Regions from separate parts of the Homo sapiens genome. Here regions 2 and 3 are each linked to region 1. A link is a loop called in an ENCODE intact Hi-C map of the cell type or tissue named here. Cell type or tissue: heart right ventricle. All regions are shown on one strand.

Region 1 (2,500 bases):
AGTAATAACCCAATAGCAATGTGTATACCAAGTGTACAGATCTTTTTTTTTTTTTTTTTGAGATGGAGTTTCGCTCTTGTTGCCCAGGCTGGAGTGCAATGGCATGATCTTGGCTCACTGCAACCTCCACCTCCCAGGTTCAAGCGATTCTCCTGCCTCAGCCTCCCAGGTAGCTGGGATTACATGCAGGTGCCAGGCTCATTTTTGTATTTTTAGTAGAGACGGGGTTTCACCATGTTGACCAGGCTAGTCTCAAACTCCTGACCTGGTGATCCGCCTGCCTTGGCCTCCCAAAGTGCTGGGATTACAGACGTGAGCCACCGCGCCCGGCCAGATCTTGGTTTTTAAACATCATTCACTACTAAAGTAAAATGGCACTCTTTGAAGAAATGGCAGATTTCATTCAGGGGTAGAGAAAAGCAAGATGGGCCTTGTGCCAAAAAGCAAGGGCACCCATAAGGAATGACAGGGATATCTCAAAAGGGCACACACACCAGCATTAATGGTATCCCACTGGCCAAATCCTGGACAATTTGAATATCAAAATAAATAATGATAGCAACAAATTATAACTCATTGAGTCAAATAGGAAACCCAGTCTATACTGATAATACATTAAAAGCTTGAGAAGGAACAAGATATTTAGATAGTCTCAAAGTACCTCAATGTATAACACTAATTACAAAGAGAAGAAGGAAATGTAGGAAAGCCACACACCTAAATAATATTAAACTGTAAAGAGCACCCCAAAAGGCAAAAATGTATGAGGAACATTTGTCAGGGGGACTAATCCATTCTAGGGAGGCAGAGGAGACTTGAATTAACTAACGTGGGCAAAGCGGTGAGAATGCTACAGACTAGACTCCAAAATTGTACTTTATTGCCTGGTTCCAAACATGTTCAATTTATGTAAGAAGGCAGTTGAAAATCCTCAGAAATCTGAGAGAAACAAAGATGGAGAGAAAGTGAAAGAGAAGCTTGGTACTGAAGCTCCAAGTCACTAAAATGCAAGACTGCCATCTGGTGGTAATTTCAGCAAATCCCTTCCAAGTAATGGGGGGGTAAGAGGGGGTGATGGATTGAAACAGACACAGCACTATTTAGTGACACACATTCTCAAATTCAGTATTTCAAAGGCAGTATTCTCTTTACAATTGAAAATACAGTGTGAAACATAAATATTTTTAAACTGCTTAATTTTAAGATCATTCACTTGTGAAAACCACTAAGTATTCAATAGAATCACTTTTAAAAAGCTCAAAGAAAAGGACAACTTGAAAGAGAAGCAACTGCCAGCCTGTTCCTTTTTGGGGACACTGCCAAAGAACAAGACCTCTATTGGGCACATTTTCTAGAATCCAACACTTAAATAGTACCCCAACCGGCACGCCCCAATCAAAAAAAAAATTACAGACAATAAGCTACTCTCCTAACTGATACTACTTCCTCATTTCAATCATGTCTGACAATTAAATAAATACCTCCAGATGAAGAAGTTTCCACTGCACATACTTTCTTTGGTCATCAGCCCCCACCCTTAAAATGAATTATTGCTAGTTATAATTGCTTACAATGTTAAATTCTAGTTTACCAAAATATTGGTCCCTTTCTTTTAATTCTGTTAATGTTAAGACAAACCAAGATTTGCTTTATGTTGTACTGACCTAACAAATCTAAAGATAAGTTTAATAAAATATTACATCTACCTAAACAGCTCCCATAGCTTCTACTAACTTCCTAGTTAAATACTTACAAATACATGGAAATAAGAAGAAAACTCACAATAGACAACTTATCATCAGAATCTGGAAGGAATCTCTATTAAACTTAAGGCAGATGGAGCAAGACTGAAAAATCCAATGCAGAATATGCCTCGTGATCTGTATCTTGTGGTTTAGGGGCTTTTCTTTTTTTTTTTTTTTTTTTGCATTTTACATTTTGGATTCCACAGCTAAAATAAGTGTCACACTAAATAAAAAATAAAGAAAACAATAAAGAAGTACAAAAATAGAAAGCATAAAAACCCAAACACATCAATTGTAAGAATTTTAAACAGGTTAAACTCCTCTATTAAAAGACAAATGATCAAACAACAAAATCCAACCTCTTATTTATGAAAAAAAAAGCAAACATACATCAAGCAAATTCAAACCAATATAAAAACAGAATTCAAGGCAAAAGATGCTGAATGAGATAAATGTGATAATTTTATACTATTAAAGAGATATGCAAAAGGAAAATGGAAAACTTACAAAATTCTGTGTGCCAAGTAACATTGTATTAAAATAGAAAAAAAAAGTTTTTAAATGAAGGCTTGACAGAAACACAACATAATTGAAAGACTATTAAGTATTTTTAAGTCTTAGGTAGATAGAGAAGACAAAAAATAAACAAGGATATAGAAAGTTGAATAGATGTATAATATTAAATATGAAACAATATATTTTTGGGGGACAGAGTCTCACTATGTCACCCAGGCTGGAGTGCAATAGCACAGTCT
Region 2 (2,500 bases), 1.2 Mb before region 1:
GAGAAAAACAGTGTGGGGGTAACCATGCTATTACCTCCCACTGGGTCCCTCCCATGACAGGTGGGGATTATGGGAACTACAATTCAAGATGAGATTTGGGTGGGGACACAGCCAAACCATATTACAAGTCATCCAGCATAGTGACTATTTCTCCCTGCTTGGTGTTTTGGCCGGTTTGGCAAACAAGCCTTCCCAGTCTTTCTTCATGCTGGTGGTAAATACATTGGACAGTAAAGGGCCTGAGACACAGCTGTGTGGCATGGTACAAGAGGCCTGGACTTTGTCCTCCACCCAGTTCATTTAACATTCAATTAAACAAATATTCATCAAGTTGAGCATGCCAGGCACCGTTCTAAATGCTGGCAGTATAGCAGTGGACAAAACAAACAAAAATTCTACCTTTTATTTATTTATTTTTTTGAGACTGAGTCTCACTCTGTAGCCCAGGCTGGAGTACAGTGATACGATCTTGGCTCACTGCAACCTCTGCCTCCTGGGATCAAGTGATTCTCCTGCCTCAGCCTCCTGAGTAGCTGGGATTACAGGCACCCACCACCACACCCGGCTAATTTTTGTATTTTTAGTAGAGACGGGGTTTCACCATGTGGCTGGTTTTGAACTCCTGACCTCAAGTGATCCATTGGCCTTGGCCTCCCAAAGTGCTGGGATTACAGGCATGAGTCACTGCGCCTGGCCCAATTCTACCCTTTTGGAGCTTGCATTTTAGTCGACAGCATTTTAACTAAGAAGTCATGTCCCCATCATATATACCTTAATCTTTATTTGATTAAGCTCTCATTTATTCATAATGATGGTTAATTAAGTATTTACCATGTGTTGAGCCCTGGTCTTCATGCATGTAGTAAGTATGAACTTATCTACAACACACCATCCACTAGATTGGCAAAAAGCTCATTATCACACTTTTGGGGTCGGTCCTCTCTCCTTTAAGGATCATCTGTGAACCTTTTGAATCTTTTGCAGTCTAAAAGGAAATTTCTCCAAAGTTCAATTTTCAAGTAGGGAAAAAAAAACTAAGTGTTGGTCCGCAGCTCTGCAGCTGCTCATCACCGCCACTTGAGGGCGCTGATGAACACAAATTGTCCTCCATCCATCCATTGGACCCCGTGGTCTTTGCCCTATGACCCAGTCCAGAAAGTTGGGGCCTTCAAAGAAAGGCAATTCTCCACACACTCACTCAGTCCAGGGTAACACGCTCCTCAGTGCGTTTTCTGGAGTTCTCAGTCATTCTCCTCTGGAGCCAGTCCTCATAAGTGGCTCAGGGGACCTCCTCCTGGGATCCAAAGCCCTGGATCTCTTTAGTTCTGAGAATACACTGGGTGGGTAGGCAGACAGATTGAAGAGACCAGGATTGAGATGTTTTCTTTTGCATTCCTCAATATCTTTATTTTATTTTATTTTATTCCTTTTTAAAGAGGCTCACTATGATGTCCAGGTTGGTGTCGAACTCCTGGGCTCAAGAGATCCTCCTGCCCCAACCTCCTGAGTAGCTGAGACTATAGGTGCATGCCCCTGACCCCAGCTGTGTTCCTCAAAATCCAATAGACTTATTCCGCTTCCTTCTTGACATAGTGTTAATTGATCCAACTCTTCTCTTCTTTTTGGTCTCACATGACAATCTGGTTACTTCTTAAGGAAGGGGATAGGTGACAAGGTGCCACCTTGGGGGTTTCTGCTGAACACCGACTGCTCCCCATCCCTGTAGCAGAGATGGTGGAGATTAGGTGGTGAGGAAGACTTTTGAAACCTTAATGTATGAGTCGCCATGTCTCAGAGGCCACTAAGGGACTTCCTATGCATCTTTAAATATCAGTGAAAAAAAGCCTTTCAGGTTTACCCCAAACTCATGCATTATCTTATTTGACCCCCAGAATACCCCTGCAAGGCAGGATCATTTTAGCCATTTCACAGATGAGGCAACAGATTCAGAAGTGATAGGAACTCATTGTGAGTTTGGAAGCTGGGTTACTTGGGCTTTGAAGTCTTACTTAGTCCACCACCCATGCTCCTCTATCTTGCTCACAGGCTCTCACCCTCTGTACCAACCTGTACCTCCATGCACCATTGTTCAAGCATCAGAGAGGACTTCCAGAGAGCTTGGAGGCTCAACAGTTTCTCAATAGGCTGTTGGAACTGAGAACTTTAGAAACGACTTGCCTGGCCAGGCATGATGGCTCAGGCTTTGAATCCCAGCACTTTGGGAGGCTGAGGCGGTTGGGTCACTTGAGGCCAGAGTTTGAGAGTTCGAGAGTTCTCAAGAGTTCGAGACCAGCCTGGATAACTTGGTGAAACCCCATCTCTACTAAAAATACAAAAATTACCTGGGTGTGGCAGTGCACACCTGTAGTCCCATCTACTTGGGAGAAGCATAGAATTGCTTGAGCCTGGGAGGTGGAGGTTGCATTGAGTTGAGATCATGCCACTGCACACCAGCCTGGGTGACAGAGTGAGACTGTCTCTAAAAAACAAAACAAAACAA
Region 3 (2,500 bases), 660 kb before region 1:
TGGAGTCTTGCCTCTGAGAGATATTTAAAGTAGATCAGTTTTCTGGAACTGATATAAGGCTGTGGCCAATCAACAAATTATTTTATTATTTAAATGGTACCTATGAAGATTAAATTCTGACCGAGTCTCTGGGTCTTTATTTCAGATTTTCTTTAGTTTATGTGCACCCCAGCCCCTTCTCCTGGTGCTGAGGTCATAGTAGATTTAAGGAAGACAAGTGAAAACATTGGCAATTTCCCCTGACCCCTCAGTGCTGAAAAGGATTAGGCTTGATTCACCTTTAGTGAAGTGGAAAGGGCCCACCCTCTAGTATCCTGAAGAGCCCTGTTACAGGCCAGTTACAAAAAGTAATGCACAGAGGATAACTTGTGTTTTCACATCACCTGTCAATTTCATTTTTAAAGAGAATCTTTGTTTGCAAAGCCTTTCTCCCTGGTTTTCCTGTGAAAGGCCACGAAGCACTATGCAAGCACAGTGTCAGTCCTCCTCACATCAATGCCCTTAGCAAGGGGCAGTTAGTATCTACAATTTACAGAGTGAGGAAACAGGCCCAGAGAGGTTATGTAACTCACCCAAAATCACACAGCAAGTGTAGGACAGGATCCAAATTCATTTCACATATCCCGGAGCTTTGGCCACTGTGCCGCTTCTTACCTTGAGTAGGTGCTTTTGAGCTGAAGAAAGCCCTGGAGCATTTTCCCAGCATTGTTCCTCAATGTGACAAGAGGCAGCTGGGGGTTGTGGTTTGAGTAGAGGTGAAATATGTTAGGACTGGCTTGTACAAAAACAGGAAACTCCTCCCCAGGGAATGGTTAAATCCAGGTATTTAGAGACAGGAAGAACCTAAGAAATTACCCAGTATAATATTCCTCTGTATTTTTGACTAATGAAGAAATTGTACATGAGAGAAATTAAAGGGCTTCCCAGGATCATGGCATTGGACGCTGGTAGGCCTGGGAGACCCCCCAACTCCTGTCCAGTGTTCATTCCCTGAGATTACAGGAATGAAAGATCTGGTGACAGAATGATTCCCGAAATCAAAGGCAAAGACAGTCACTGTAGGCTGGAGCCGGGATGGAAGTGGGGATACGCCTGTGGCTTGAATAGTTGGGGGAAGGAGGGCGGAGAGGCAGGGCAAACCCTGACATGTGTTCTCAGACAATTCTGGCTTTCTCAGTTTCAAATACTCACACGGCTCTGAAACCCTGCAGGTGAGGTTACCTACTTTAACATTTATGCAGAATCCTCTATATTTATTCTAAGTGTTTCAAAACGTCTTGAGAGAGATCTTTCCTTTCCCAGAGAGAAGCCCTTGGCCACGCCAGGGCAGAGCCCGACAGCAAACCCCGCCTTTATTCCTTGCACTGCAGCGCCCCCTCAGGCCACCAGGGGCAATGACGCTCATCTTGGCTCACAGCGCAGGATGTCACAGCAGAGCCTGCCGCGCTGAGGGCGGCATCCTAAGACGCGGATCCTCCCACCCTTGCAGGACTTGCGTGTTAGGGTGCCCTAAGTCATCACATAGCTGAGGAGAGGCCAGGTGTGTAAGACAGAAGAAAAATAAGATTTAAAAAATCATAGTCCCCCTCCCCATAGTGTAAACAATAAAATTTTCCCCAGCAAAAGAATAAACAGGCTGTGGTTCAAAAGAGTTCTCCTATGTGTTGGCCATAGCCTGTGTTGAGCGGAGGTTGGAGGAGGGGTGGACAGAAGGAAATGGTATTTTGTATTGAGAATGAACATCCAGATTGAGAATGCCCTGGGACTCTGTTGTTGAACTGGGCTTGAGAGAGCCAGGCGTAGCTTCAAAACCATGCCTGGCCACAGATCAGGTGGACTATGGAAGGCCGCAGGCTGCCCAGCTCTGGTGCTGGTGGGGACACTCTGGAGGAATCAGCTTGGTTGGGGGATACTCTGGCATAGCCTGGCTAGGTGGGAAGGGGTGGGGACCCACTGGGCTGCCATGTCCATCCCACTAGGAGAGTCCATCTTTCCCCATATGTTTTGTTTTTGGTTTTGTCTTCCTTCACCTACCTGCTGCTTCTCAGGGTCAGGGGGCCCTGGTAAGTGCCTGAACCCAGCACAGTGCCAGAGCCCCTAAAATGTCAACCTGTCTGTACACTGGAGGGAAGGGGGACATTCAGGCCCACGGGGTCCTGGGAATTCCAGACTCTTTGGGAAACAGAGCAGCCTGGGTGCTCTCAGGACTGCAGAAGTACAACTGTGTGAGCACCTTTGTCTCCTCTTCATGCTAAGTCAGGCAGCATCTTTTAGCACCAGCAGCTACAGGGTGGGGGTGAGGAGCTTAGCAAGAGGGACGGGGAGGGGCAGGGGCAAAGGGCCCCTGGAGTGAAAATGCTGAGGCCCCCAGCTTCATTCTCCATGTCCTTCCCCAGGGCACACGGCCCTGATGCCGTGCTGATGGCTGAGGGCAACCCGCCCACGGAACTGACGCAGTCGCAGATGCTGCATATAGCCCAGCAGATCGCCGCGGGCATGG

What was found. A loop is a pair of places that touch in the nucleus more often than their neighbours do. Peaks named below come from ENCODE experiments on the same cell type or tissue, not always from the same donor. Only the 100,000 strongest peaks of a DNase experiment are listed, where the experiment ranks them.
Region 2: it touches region 1 in a loop (4-fold over the local background); 75 of 110 quality-filtered maps call a loop at or near these places.
Region 3: a loop joins it to region 1, with 3 times the contacts of the local background. A loop is called at or near these places in 4 of 110 quality-filtered maps.

What each region holds. Positions count from the first base shown.
Region 1 is chr9:85,609,249-85,611,748 of GRCh38, forward strand. The region is part of intron 17 of AGTPBP1 (ATP/GTP binding carboxypeptidase 1); the gene reads right to left. Among named protein-coding and RNA genes, the nearest start is that of AGTPBP1, 130 kb to the right of the region's middle. In heart right ventricle, CTCF peaks have their summits at 1,026 (motif pointing left) and 1,229; no DNase peak of the experiment used is centred here; H3K4me3 peaks cover 314 bases; H3K27ac peaks cover 497 bases.
Region 2 is chr9:84,403,204-84,405,703 of GRCh38, forward strand. No RefSeq gene overlaps it. Among named protein-coding and RNA genes, the nearest start is that of SLC28A3, 64 kb to the left of the region's middle. In heart right ventricle, a CTCF peak has its summit at 1,067 (motif pointing right); no DNase peak of the experiment used is centred here.
Region 3 is chr9:84,952,887-84,955,386 of GRCh38, forward strand. NTRK2 (neurotrophic receptor tyrosine kinase 2) reads left to right here. Exons shown (of 19, transcript NM_006180.6): 17 at 2,397-2,500. Among named protein-coding and RNA genes, the nearest start is that of NTRK2, 280 kb to the left of the region's middle. RefSeq lists an enhancer at 1,987-2,487. In heart right ventricle, CTCF peaks have their summits at 1,384 and 1,583; a DNase peak (open chromatin) is centred at 1,365.